2 separate regions of the Homo sapiens genome follow, and region 1 is linked to region 2. Evidence: read pairs that join two places in POLR2A ChIA-PET (ENCODE). Cell type or tissue: HepG2. All regions are shown on one strand. Links, peaks and the distances in the headings refer to the core of each region. The heading gives the core; the rest is flanking DNA. Region 1 holds the start of LOC124907990 (a long non-coding RNA gene). Region 2 overlaps WDFY1 (WD repeat and FYVE domain containing 1).

Region 1 (7,035 bases), core at 1,068-6,067, 78 kb after region 2:
GAACTTGGAATCAGAGCTATTTTTGATTGATGTGCTGGGCAGAACTTCTCCTTGGCCTTGGTTTCCTAGGCCAAATGCTCACTCGTCTAAACTCACCTGGCTTATATACGTGTCTAAGAATAAGCTTTCATTTTTCTCCAAAGTTCAGTAGCCAGGAGAGTGGGTGTTGATCTATAAATTACTTTAGGCCTGCATAATTCCTAACAATGAAACACACTCATGTCCAAATAGACAATCGTTTACATGAAGTAACTTGGAGTTCTCAAGCTTTGAAATGCTTGATCTCTGGAACAAGCAGATGCCATAATGGGAAGTACATAGAAACCTCCTGTTTATTTTCCTTTTTAAGAGAAATTACACTTTAAACTTTCAAATCAGAGAGAAATAAGAGTGCTGCCCAAATGTACTGCATAGCAACAAGATGGAAGATTATCATTTGCTTGAATATTGTTTCACAACAGTAAAAATAGGTCTCTAGGCCATCATTGGAGGGAAGATCATAAGCCCATCAGTAGAGCCATCGCCACAGGCATATCCTTCCAAATGCCAGGTATCTCCTTCCCTATGTTCTTCTAGTTTCTCTTACTTCAAACCTTTCTCCTTTCCAATACGGGGAATGTTTATGAAATAGCTGGGTACTGCTTTGAGTTTTAACCATGATTTAACGTAGTAAATAATGGGATGGTAGTTTTGCAAATGCCAGACTCAAAATATAACCCTAACATTTATAAATAGACTGCTTGCCAATAGCAGACATTAGAGGAACCCACTCTCTATAGACCCAATGGCGTCAACCATCTCTTCTACACAGGTGATGCTCAAATATGCAGCTCAAATCCTCAAACTCTCTGCTGAATTGCAGTGCTATACTTTCAACAGTTTGCTACCTGTTTTCACTTGATCGTTCAGAAAAATTATCCACTGGTGGGGAGGGGTACTAGTCTCCAAAAATCTACCAACTCTTCTCTTTTTCAAGAATCATAGTTTCTGTTGAAAGAGCTTGCTTACCCAAGCCCGAGCCTCTGCTTCTCTCCCTTAGCCTCCACCTAGCAACAGTGACACTTCTACCCAACTCCTTCCACGGTGTGTGTGATGTTTTTCCTGATTGTTAAAGATGAGGTTCTTTATTCTCTTCTTTGAATTCCTATAGCATTTCCTATTTGCCTGTCTCATTTTAGTTGTTTTCCAAGTATGTTTTCTTTCCTCGCAAGTAGACTGGAAGCTCACGGAAAGCAGGGACTGTAGACTCCTGGTGCCCACAGGGTCAGTTTAGGGCCTTACCATTCATTGGTAGACACAAAATCAGAGGTTGACCCGTGGGACTAATCCAGCAAGTGTTTGATGTGCAATACAGAGTATTCTAAAAATATTTTTAGCAACTAAAAGTCAAAAAATGTCACAAGTCTAGATTAGGGTTATTCTCAGGAAAAATGAAAAAGAGTGGACGTTCTAGTACTACTGGACCCTCACCCCCATGGCAAATGTTCTGCACAGACGCCACCCCTTATGGGCTGGGCACCCACTTTCCAGCGTGCCTCGCTCCCGCTGCTCCCTGCTGCCTCACACCCTGCCATGGCCGCCACTGCCATCACCTCTCCAGGCTGTGTGAGCACCTGTGACGAGACCCCTTAGCCTGGAACCAGTGCTGAACAACTGAACAGTGGCAACTAGGATAGCCAGACACAAAACATGAAGCTCATTTTCTACCTAATAAATTCTTTTTATGAAATAAAAGTTTACATATAGTGCATGAACAAATGATAAATAATATGACACTAGTCTGCTCTATGTAGCATAATAAGTAAGTTGTAGGCAGACAGCTTGGTGGGAAAAACCACTGGAAAGACTCTTCTGGGTCCATTCATAGCTGGATGGTGCACACCTATTTTGGGAGGACACAGAAGCGTCTAATGAAGGAAAAGTTCTCCATGCTCTCTCATTCTCTATAAAAGGTTTAAAGTGATCATGTTTTATAAAACATACATATATTTTTAAAAACATTATATCATGGGAAATATCAAACATATGCAAATATTTAATACTCCCCCCCATACTCAACATCCAGAAAAAACAATTATTAACTCACGGCTTGGTTTATTTCTACTCAAATCAAAGATGATTTTGGAGTTAACTGCAGACATCATATAATATCATTCAAAATAATTTCAACATATAGACTCAGCCTAAGGATTTAAAATAGATATCCATGACATCATTATCACACCGCAAAATAACTCCTTAACATGTCAAATATCTAGTCCATGTTCGCATTTTTTATAGTATATTTGAATTACGATCTAAGTAAGCTCCATACATTGCAACTGGTTACACCTCTTGCCTTTGTTTTTTTGGTTGTTTGTTTGTTTCATCTTCCACTAGTTGCTTCATTTTTAACCTTGGAATTTTTTCTGTTGAAAAAAACAGGTTATTTGCCCTGTAGAGTTTCCCCAGGGTAGATTTTGCTAACTGCATTAATGTCATGCTGTTCAACAAGTTTCTCTGTCTTCTGTCCTTCCTGTAAACTGTTAGAGCTAGAGCAGGGGTCTGCAAGCTACGGCCCATGGGCCAGATCTGGCCACGCTTTTTTCTTTGTTTATGGCTGCATCTGTGCTATGATAGGGAGCTGAGCAGAGGTGCCCGGCTGCAAGAGAGACGGTATAGCCTGCAAAGCCAAAAACAGTTATTATGTGGCCCTCTACGTGAAAAGCCTGCTGACCCCAGCTGTAGGGACTGATCAGATTCAAGTCAATTTTCTCTTTTTGTAAGAATATTTTGTAGAGGTGCCGTAGAGGGTGGTGAAATCAGTAGACGGTAGCTGACTGTCTCTTTTTGTGGTGTTAGCAAGCTACTTATGATGACCGCCTAAGTGCACTGTTTTATTAAGAGTTACCAAATGTGGGTGCTGTTATAATTCTAACTTTCCTCCCTCACTTATTAATTAGAATATTTATATAAAAAGAAGTTTTCCATAATCAACTACTTGGTTGCCCTGAGGTTTATTTTGTGTTACAAGGGCAGGACAAATTCTTCATTCATTTCCCATATCCAACAGTTTTCAAAATAATTCAAAATAGGTTGATTGACCAGAGGGTTCTATTTTCTGTATCACTATAAACTCGTGTTTTTCAACATACTTTAAGGGTCTCGATCCACTGCAAATTTATTCTTATTGGTGCTCAAAATGAGCCTCTTCACACTCGTTCTTAAACCTTCTGATACAACCCTACAGTCTTGTTAGCCTCCTTGCTTTCCGGTTTGACTAGATGTTTAGGCTCATTTTATACATCTTCTGTTCCAGATGGAATCAGCCACTTCTCCAGGGAGCTCTGGTTCCTTTTAGTGAGAAACAGTAGCACTGAGCACCCTTATCTAATAAACCCTAAATGTTTTAAACTGTGGAAATGCTGAGCAACAGTGATAAGGAAAATCCAAAGTCCATTTACACCACTCTCTGGAATATATCCAAATACTGAAATTCAAATTATGAGAGCCAGACTGGTGACTGTTTCACACCGATGGCTCAAACATCACTGGAAAATCAAATTATGAAAGACCAGCTGCTGACACTGAACGGGTTTGCCTCCCATGGCCATCTAGACCGAGGGAGGCTCGCTGGATGATGACAAGATAAAGGAGTCTGCTGGGCATTAAAAGCTGGGCTGGGAGAATCAAAGTGGATTGCCCTCGTGTGACAGCAGCGAGCCTCCTGAATCAAGCCCAGCCTAAAAATGGAATCCTAACAGTGCAGATGCCAGCGACAAACAACCGACACACAGCACGGCAAGGTGAGTCCCCGGATTTATCTCAGCCTCTCCCCTCCCCGCCCCTCAGTGAAAGCTGACACCTTCTCAGGCACTGGGAAAGTCTCGCCATCCTTCTAGTCTCTGTGTTGCTAGGATCCTGGTTCTTGGAACCTAAGGCCCCTTATTAATCTACAGGGGCTACAGCAGGTAGAGAAAAACAGCAGGTATGTTTTGTCCGAATCATGACATCTCTCAACAGCTTTTCCTGCCAGGGCTTCCCAAAGAAATAAATGTACAGGCCGGGCACGGTGGCTCAAGCCCGTAACCCCAGCACTTTGGAAGGCCGAGGTGGGCAGAGTGCTTGAGGCCAGGAGTTCGAAACCAGCCTGGCCAACATGGCTTAACCCTGTCTCTATTAGAAATACAAAAATCAGCTGGGTGTGGTAGCACATGCCTATAATCCCAGCTACTCCAGAGGCTGAGGTGTGGGAATCGCTTGAACCCAGGAGGTGGAGGCTGCAGTGAGCCGAGATTGTGCTACTGCACTCCAGCCCAGGTGACAGAGTGAGACTCTGTCTCAAAAAAAAAACAACAACAAAACAAATGTACAGGCAAGGTTTGTGGCTGCCAAACTGAGACTTCTGAATGGCCTTAAGTAAAATCGTGCTGTCCAGCATTCAGACCAAACATTTCTCATCAGTACTTTGCCAACACTCAACGGTGTTTGGCAAGAGGCATTCTAGAAACTCTTCAGGAGGTGAGCCATGGAGATTAAGGCTGTCTCTGTAAGATGACAGTAATTGTTAATGTACAAGTAATCGGGGTTAAGCCTCACATATGGTCTCTGTCTCTCAAATCTGTATAAGCATTACTGAAATAATGTCCACCAAGACCTGTATTCATTTTCCAAACATCTACCACATTTTCTTATGATACCAAATCAGGTGAACAAGCAAACTAAAGTACATCTTGGTTATCCTTGGGAAGTGTACTAAGTACTAGCAAAATGACTCAGCATCTTTAAAATTTAGAGAACAAACAGGAAATGCCAACTTATCAAGGGGACAGCAGCTTGGTAGTTTTAAAATGTGTTTTTCAGGTTAGTGGAGAAAGACTTAGAGACATCTGAATTTTTTCTTAAATTTTTGTCTGCCTTCAAAGTGTATGCTCATTCTATGACACTAATTAATTTGGCCAAAAAGGAACCTAAAAATGTTTAGGAAATACCTTTTCAGCCGCTGAAAAGTATGGCAGCAACATCCAAATGGTCCCTTCAATGAAAAGACACATATTTTATTATAAAGTACACTCTGACATCAAGTGCCTTTTATCCATATATTATCCATTCTGAAATCTCTTTGGGTTGATGGGAAAAGGCTAGGGGGAAGGAGGGGATTAGAGCTTTGTTAGCAGTCTGTCTTTTAAAATTCAAGATTACAGGATATTCATTCTATTTTCCTCTAAGTTTCCGGGAAAATTCACCTAAAGTTCAAATTCCAATCCTACTACCCATTAACCAAGAGATCCAAGGCAAGTCACAATCTTCATCCGTCTTAGCTTTGTCCTCTGCCATATTAGAAATCATATCTCAAGGGTGGCCATGGAAATTCAATAGGTGCAAACTGAAAGACATAGTAACCAGCCTAATACCTGGCTCAGAGCAAGTGTTCAGTAAATGCTGGCTCTCTTCTTCTGGTCCTCTTCAATGCTCAAGACCTGAAATACTCTGATTTGTATTTCAGCAACCATTTAGAAAGTCTCAAGGATCAAGCTAAGAAAACAGTCAAACACTGCTACCTTGATAAAGCCTTGTCTGTATCTTTATAACTTCCTTAGACTATTTAAGACTCAGAAATAAATTAAGACAATGCTGGTGCGTTTTGCCGTCTCTGTAAGAGAACTGAGGGGTCCATTACTGTGGGAATGGAGGGGGAGGGGTGAGTATGTCCCAGAAAACCTTTAATAGTGCTGAGATATGTTTTTCGGTCTGCTGACTCAGATCATTAAATCTGGTTTACCTATGTATCAAGTCCTATAGACTTTTCTTTTTGATATGTCTTTAAGACGTAATGGTCCAAATGGCTGATTTCCTAATCCAGCAACCAAGAGGTGACCCAAGACATTATAGTGACATTGACCAATGGTTCTCAATCTTTAAAAACAAGGAAGTACCTTTTTAATTTCTCTCTTCAGCAAGAGACATGGAAGTACCTTTTTTAGACATAAAAAATATTACACATAGTTCATGACCATGTTTTTAGTATTGGTAAAAATACATAAAATACAACCATGAATTCTTAAACATGTCAATAAAATCCAAATTCTTTTTATCAGTACCTAGATACATTTTAAGAAATCATATTTTGAGATATTATTTATCAATCTATAATCAAAACTGGGCCATGAACATGATTTCTCTGATCCTTTAGAATAACCCTGATATGCCTATGGGCCTCCAATTCAGAGACGAGAAACTAACACTCTCTGGATTCTTGCCAATTAAAAAATGAGTGTCAAGTGTTAGAAATGTAAATTGATTTTTTAAAAATCTTTTTTAAAGGCAATCCCTAGTACGCATAAATAATCTTAATAATGTATCTATCTATTGGAACAGTAATACCCCTTCTATCAATCAATCCTAATGTGATAATAAAAAAGATTCAGGTCCAAAAATGTTTACTATTATTTTCAGTAGCAAAAGTATTGCAATATTCTCTGCAATAAATAATTGCAATAGCAATTATAATTGCAAATTAAATCTCCAATGGAGGGGACACTGTGGGTGACCTTTTACCAGCTTTGTGCACTTATCTCCTAGTTTTTATCTGCTTTGTTGCTAATGGTTTATACCTGTTACCTCGGTCAATTACTAGTGGGAGTTGAAGGCCACTTTCTTGGTTGGCCCTAAGTGGTTGAGAGTTCACAAACACCACTCCCTCCCTGAGGACTAACAGCCATTGACTACTGGTCTGCTTGTTAACTGACTCTCCAGAGCTCCCCATGAGCTCTGAGTGTGGGACTTCACCTGGTATTTCTTGCTTGGTTTCTTCCCTTTCTAATTCCCACTTCTCCCCTTCCCTTACTATTTCAACTGGGAGCACTTCCTAATGAATCACTTGCACTTTATGCTTGGCTCAGGGATTGCTTCTGGGAGAACATAACCTAAAATGTCCAACAATAAGGAACAGTTAATGACATCCATCCAACACAATATCCTTTGGCTGTTAAGAACCTATCTCTGAAGAAAACTTAAAGACATGGTAATACATTCTGGATATATCTTAACTGGAAA
Region 2 (7,035 bases), core at 909-5,908:
CTTGCTCTGGATGAGGCTTTGGCTTAAGAGAATGTTGTGGCTGGTCTGATCTTCTATTCAGATCACTAAACCTTTCTCCGTATCATCAATAAGGCTGTTTTGCTTTCTTATTCATGTTTTCACTAGATTAGCACTTTTAATTTCCTTCAAGAACTTTTCATTTGCATCCATAACTTGGCTGTTTGGTGCAAAAGGCCTAGCTTTCGGCCTGTCTCAGCTTTTGATGTGCCTTCCTCACTAAGCTTAATCATTTCTAACGTTTGATTTAAAGTTAGAGATATGTGACTCTTCCTTTCACTTGAACACTCAGAGGCTATTGTAGGGTTATTCACTGGCCTAATTTCAATATTGTTGTGTCTCAGGGAATAAGGAGGCCTGGGGGGAAAGGGGGAAAGGAGGGAGGCAGGGAAAGAGGGAGGGAGAGAGAGAGAGACAGACAGACATAGGGTAACAGCCCGTTGATGGAGTATTCAGATCACACACACTATCATTTAAGTTTGCCATCTTATGTGGGCACAGTTTGTGGCTCCCCAAAACAATTACAATAGTAATATCAAAGATCACTGAACACAGACCACCACAACAGATATAATAATAAAGTTTGGAATATTGCAAGAATTACCAAAATGTGACACAGAGACACAAAGTGAGCACAATGTATTGGAAAAATGGCACAGATAGACTTGCCTGGTGCATGGTTGCCATAAACCTTCAATGTGTACAAAATGCAGTATCTGAGAAGCACAATAAAACAAGGTATGCTTGTATCAAATCATATAACTAAATTATGCAACCACACTACATCAGGCTGGGCAGGGCAGGTAGGGAGGCTGATAAAGGACAGGAGAAGGGGAGGAGAAGAGAACCCACCTCCAAGGCAGACAATGTCCTGGGCTCCTTGTGAGAACCCCAGAGAAAAGATACGGAGGCTGAGTTCTGGCAGAACAGCAGGATACCTGCTGACCGACCTCCCCAGTGAGCCACAATTAAACATTTTGCGCAATGAGCCTTGAGGCACTTAGGGACTTATTTTATGTGGTTTTCAAGAGTGGCTACCTAAAATTCTACATGTTAAAATGTTCCACTCCCTAAGAGTCTATCCTTTAAATTGCTGTCCCCACCAAAAGCAAAAACAGAAGTCATTGGAATCCGAAGCAATTTCAAATATAGTGGCACAACTTTCCTTTTTTCCATAAGGCAGATGCCAGAGGCTTCAGTTGTCCATCGCTGAGTACACTCACCCTGGCCTATGCTGGCCTTCAAATGAACTTGTGCCTTGGGTCAGGCTTGGGATTCTGGAGCACCATCTGCCCCCAGTGAGTCTATTAGTGGATTCAACGTGTCTGCAGATGTTATTGCAGGGGGGGTGAGAGAGCCCCAGGACCAAAAAGGAGACATGGACCTGGACACCAGACTAGAGGTGCCTGGGTAGCCAGGGGCCTTGATAGCATCGTTCCCAAAGGAGCAGTGAGCAGAAGGCAGAGCCAGCAGAGCTGGCCAAGACATCAGATGCAGAAGGACAGTGAAGGAGAAGATGCTCCCAAAAGGCACCTAGCTCTTGGGCCTGAAAGTTATAAGGCAATAAACTGTGCCTCTCCATCAGCATGTGTCCCTGTCTAACTTCTTTTTTTTTTTCTTTCTGTTTTTTGTTTTTTTTTTTTTTTGAGACAGAGTTTTGCTCTTTATGCCCAGGCTGGAGTGTGATGGTGAGATCTCTTCTCACTGCAACCTCCGCCTCCCGGGTTCAAGCGATTCTCCTGCCTCAGCCCCGCTAGTAGCTGGGATTACAGGCACCCACCACCATGCCCAGCTAATTTTTGTATTTTTAGTAGAGATGGGGTTTCACCATGTTGGTCAGGCTGGTCTTGAACTCCTGACCTCAGGTGATCTGCCCACCTCGATCTCCCAAAGTGCTGGGATTACAGGCATGAGCCACCGTGCCCAGCCTCCTGCTTAACTTCCTGCAAGCTCACAACACTGAACTGTTGTGGCACACACAAGAATGTTCCTGCATTCTAGACACACATCAAGATTCGTGAAAAGCAACTCTGTGATTTCCCACCTCCCTGCACCTCCCTGAACTTCCCTCTACCACCTTCTCTAAAAAAAATTTAAAAAAATAAAGATTCATGAAAAGCTTGTGGTCTGTTGAGAACGAGGTGCCACATCCTGATGGCAGGGATGACAGGCGCTTCTGCCTTCATTTTACACTTAAGGAAGCAGAAGCAAGGAGAGATACGATCTGAAAATCACACAAACCAACAGCAGCACTGCATCAGACTGACTTCATTTAGTTGTTTGACCAACTTTCTCTCTTATCAAGATGGTGAAAGTTCATCTTTAAAACATTATCAAAGTAAACAATTCAAAGCAAAGCAGCCTTATGTGGTAAGTAAGTAAAACTTTTTTAAAGGCTTTTTAGAAATCCACACTTTATCCTCCAAAGCAGTAATTCCTAAACAATAAGGAAACAAGAAGCAGTAAATTACTTTTTCCCCCCAAATAAATCAGAGTATGGAAAAGTTCAGGTCTAACTTCAAAGCTCACTTGGTTCAAAGAAATACTGACCTCTGTGCTAAATACGAGTGGTGATTCCAACAAAGTCTCTCACTACCTCCAGCTCTAGATTTAGCCCAATCTAGCTACAGCGTGCGATATTGTATGTAAGTGCCTGTGGTGAAACAATTTAAAAAACAATGTGCTCAATTCTTTACTCCTCCCTGCATCCACGCTCCTTACAATCAGCCATTTTGCAGCTCTTTCCATCAAGAGATGGAATATATTTCTCTGAGCCTTGTTTTTGTTTTGAGACGGAGTCCGGTTCTGTCACCCAGGCTGGAGTGCAATGGCTTGATCTCGGCTCACTGCAACCTCCGCCTACCGGGTTCAGGCGATTCTCTTGCCTCAGCCTCCTGAGTAGCTGGGATTACAGGCATGCGCCACCACGCCAGGCTAAGTTTGTGTATTTTTAGTAGAGACGGGGTTTCACCATGTTGACCATACTGGTCTCGAATTCCTGACCTCACGTGATCCGCCCTCCTTGGCCTCCCAGGCATGAACTGCCGTGCCTTGCCTATTTCTCTGAGCCTTGAATATGGGTTGGCTAGTGACGCTATGTTTAAAAAAATGTGGCTGAATGGGGTGCTAGTACTGGGTCCTGAGGCCTGGTTTGCTCTCACTCTGTGTCTTGGAAGACTGCCACGTCACATGAACCACAGGGGCCAGCCTACCAGAGGACAAATGACGACATGGGAGAGAGCTCAACTGTCCTAGCTGAAGCCATCCTCGGCCCGCCTGTAGCAAGCTCACTCCCAGGCATGAGAAAGAGTCCAGCTAAGCTCAGCAGAGCTGGCCCACGGCTGGCCACAAGCATGAGTGAGCCTGGCTGAGGCCAGAAGCACTGCCTAGGTGACCTGTAGGCTCATGAACAATGACAAATCCCTGCTGTTTTAAGCCACTGAGTTTTGAGGTAGTTTGTTATGTAGCACGAGCTAACTGACACCATGCTTTCTGTTCCAAATAAATAATATACCTTTAAGAACCATAGGAATCTGAGGTTAAAATTAAAAATAAAAAGCATTTGGCATTTATTGAATGCCAAGGATTTTAAAGTAGATAGTACGAATAACTCCATTTCAACTCTTAATTGAAATACAGGATTCCCATTTTGCAAAAGTGCTAATTTGAATCCTTAAAAATGGAAGCAGTCACTGAAGTACAAAATAAAGTTATTACTCTTAAATATCATATAGTAATGTTTGTTATCCTGTCTACCAAGGATAAAACTTCTGTATGCTTTACCTTCCTATAGTAGATATATGAAAAGTGGAGTTATAACCACAGTTATGATTAAGAATAAAGTGTTTATTCCAGGGAGATTAATCTTTGATCTGCTGAAAGATATGCCTGATGATCATAATAAGTAGAAGGATTCCTTTTTATTTCTACTGTTAAACTCTATCAAAGAGCCAATTAAAAATAAGGTTAAAATACACTTAAGGGAATCACTAAGTCTTGAAAGCCTCATCTATTTAAGCCACAATACAGTAGGAGCAAAGATAGATTCAAGGTACAATTTTTTCCTCTGAAAAGCACTGGCTCACAAACCAGGAGGCATCTTGCAGGAGTCATTAATATTTTTCTTTCTTTTTTTTTTTTTTTTTTGAGACAGAGTCTTGCTCTGTTGCACAGGTTGGAGGCAGTGGCGTGATCTCAGCTCACTGCAGCCTCTGCCTCCCGGGTTCAAGCAATTCTCTTGCCTCAGCTTCCCAAGTAGCTGGGACTACAGGCATGCACTACCACACCCAGCTAATTTTTGTATTTTTAGTACAGACAGGGTTTCGCCATGTTGGCCAGGCTGGTCTTGAACTCCTGGCCTCAAGTGGTCCACCTACCTCGGCCTCCCAAAGTGCTGGGATTACAGGCGTGAGCCACTGCACCTGGCCTAATTGGTCTAATTTTTTTTTTTTCCCCATACCAGAAAGGGCACTGGAAATATTTTTAAACCTGTAATTCCATAAGGGTATACATTTGGGTTCAATACATATTTTCTAGTATGTATTACCAGTATGAGTACCTTTTTTTTTTTTTTTTTTTTTTTGAGACGAAGTCTCGCTCTGTCACCCAGGCTGGAGTGCAGTGGTGCAATCTCGGCTCACTGCAAGCTCCACCTCCTGGGTTCACGCCATTCTCCTGCCTCAGCCTCCCGAGCAGCTGGGACTACAGGTGCCTGCCACCACGCCTGGCTAATTTTTTGTATTTTTAGTAGAGACAGGGTTTCACCGTGTTAGCCAGGATGGTCTCGATCTCCTGACATTGTGATTCGCCCACCTCGGCCTCCCAAAGTGCTGGGATTACAGGCATGAGCCATGGCGCCGGGTCGATTACCTTGAAATTGATGTCCAGACTTTAATAAGCAGACTCAACTAGCACATAATTATTTCTACAAAATCACACCAAGTTCTACCTGGCCTGAAACAGCAATATCTCTGAAACTGAATATCTTTTTTAAACTTTCTCAAAAACACACCCTAATCACTCCAAAAACAGCTAAATTAAAGCAATTTAACCATCCTTAAATTCTAAACTGATAAAAAGAGATCATTCAATTAATCATTTTAAAAGGGCATACTATATGTTACAAATTAAGTCCAAGGTCCTGATTTCTTTTAAACTCTGGGCAAACAGTAATTCTGAGAAAATCTGATTTTCTGGTCATTCTTAGGGATGCTGATACTATTTCAAATCTTGGTAAATCTGTGAACATTTCTGTCACCTATAGCAAAGGATATTTTTTCCTAGTCTGACAGTACCTCCAGGGGATACAGGAAAAAAAAAAAGTGTACTTCTGGCATGCTAGATGGTTTCTATAACATTAAGACGTTTGCCTGAAAGGGGGAACGAACAACATAGCTATCATTGCCATCTGTTTTTATCGAATAAATAGCAATTTCCTTCCAACGAGTCTCTGGAATTCTGCCCTGTTCATTCTTGCTGCAAAAAGAAGTCTTTCTCCTTTGGTAACAGGGAGAGAAAATGTTAGATTGTTATTGAATTTATTCTCTAAATTAAAAGGCAGAGAAACCAGCCTCATTTTGTAGAGGAGAATTAGATTGGCTGAGAAAAACAGAAATTTCCATCCCCTCCCACAGGACAGCTTCAAGGGTCTGTGACCAAGAATTAGACTGCTGATGTCACCACAGGCAGATTTTATCCAGGGAAGAAGCCACTGGGTGGCCCCAGCATTTGCACCCCCTTTAAACAAATATCACCCTTCCAGAAGCCAGATTGGCTGAAAACCTGCAGATTTTTTTTTTTTTTTTTTACTCCAAACCATTCTTGCTGTAATCTTTTCACTGTTAGCATAAAAATAATTTTTTGTGATCCTTGTGCCATCAAGAAGCCTAGAAACCACTCTAATCACTGAAGAGCAGGAATAATCTAGACAGGCTGGAGTCCATGGAGGATCTAGGCAACACTTTCTTACATTACAAAGTCTGGCCAGGCACAGTGGCTCAGACCTGTAATCCCAGTACTCTGGGAGGCTGAGGTGGGAGGATCACTTGAGCCTAGGGGCTTGAGACCAGCCTGGCAACATACCAATACCCTGTCTCTACAAAAAATAAAAATAAATTAGCTGGGCATGGTGGCACACGTCTGTTATCCCAGCTACTTGGCAGACTGAGGCTGGAGGATCACTTGAGCCCACGAGTTCAAGACCAGCCTGGGCAACATAGTGAGACCCCCCCCCATCTCTACAAAAAAAAATCAAAAATTAGCAAGGAGTGGTGGTACATGTCTGTGGTCTCAAACTCAGGAGGCTGAGGTGGAAGGATCGTTTGAGCCCAGGAGGTGGAGGCTACAGTGAGCTCTGATTGTGCCACTGCACACCAGCCTGGGAGACAGAGTGAGACCCTGCCTCAAAAAAAAAAAAAAAAAAAAGTCTCGAACCCTATCCATGGCCTAGAAGTCTTAAAACACAAATTAAAGGAATCACAAAGAAGCACAGTTTCTAATAAGGAATAGCAGCCTTTTTCTTTTCTTTTTTTTTTTTTTTTTTTTTTTGAGAAAGAGAATCTCACTCTGTCACCCAGGCTGGAGTAAAGTGGCACAATCTCAGCTCACTGCAACCTCCGCTTCCCAAGTTCAAGCAATTCTCCTGCCTTAGCCTACCGAGTAGCTGGGACTACAGGCGCACAACACCTCACCCAGCTAATTTTTGTATTTTTAGTAGAGATGGGGTGTCTCACCACATTGGCCAGGCTGGTGTCAAACTCCTGACCTTAAGTGATTCACCCACCTCGGCCCCGCAAAGTGCTGGGATTACAGGCGTGAGCCACCACACCCAGACAGTGGCCTATTTTTAGATTACGTTCCATGCTTCTTTTTCCCTAACAGATTTGTTGACTGATTCAATCAAACTAACACTTGAGACATTACTATAAGCTTTACACTGTTTTTCATGTTAGAAAAATTTTATTTTATTTTTTTAATTTTTGAGACAGAGTCTCACTCTTGTCACCCAAGCTGGAGTGC

Evidence for each region. Peaks named below come from ENCODE experiments on the same cell type or tissue, not always from the same donor. Only the 100,000 strongest peaks of a DNase experiment are listed, where the experiment ranks them.
Region 1: POLR2A ChIA-PET joins it to region 2 with 5 read pairs; 1 of 35 experiments calls an interaction of 5 or more read pairs at or near these places.

The regions. Positions count from the first base shown.
Region 1 is chr2:224,005,373-224,012,407 of GRCh38, forward strand. The region is part of intron 1 of SERPINE2 (serpin family E member 2); the gene reads right to left. It overlaps LOC124907990 (a long non-coding RNA gene), which reads left to right and starts at 3,505. Exons shown (of 2, transcript XR_007088102.1): 1 at 3,505-3,785. RefSeq lists enhancers at 3,926-5,125, 4,050-4,625. In HepG2, for the core only: no CTCF peak of the experiment used is centred there; a DNase peak (open chromatin) is centred at 3,539.
Region 2 is chr2:223,927,541-223,934,575 of GRCh38, forward strand. The region is part of intron 1 of WDFY1 (WD repeat and FYVE domain containing 1); the gene reads right to left. Among named protein-coding and RNA genes, the nearest start is that of WDFY1, 14 kb to the right of the region's middle. In HepG2, for the core only: no CTCF peak of the experiment used is centred there; DNase peaks (open chromatin) are centred at 2,271, 2,621 and 3,161; H3K4me3 peaks cover 2,258 bases.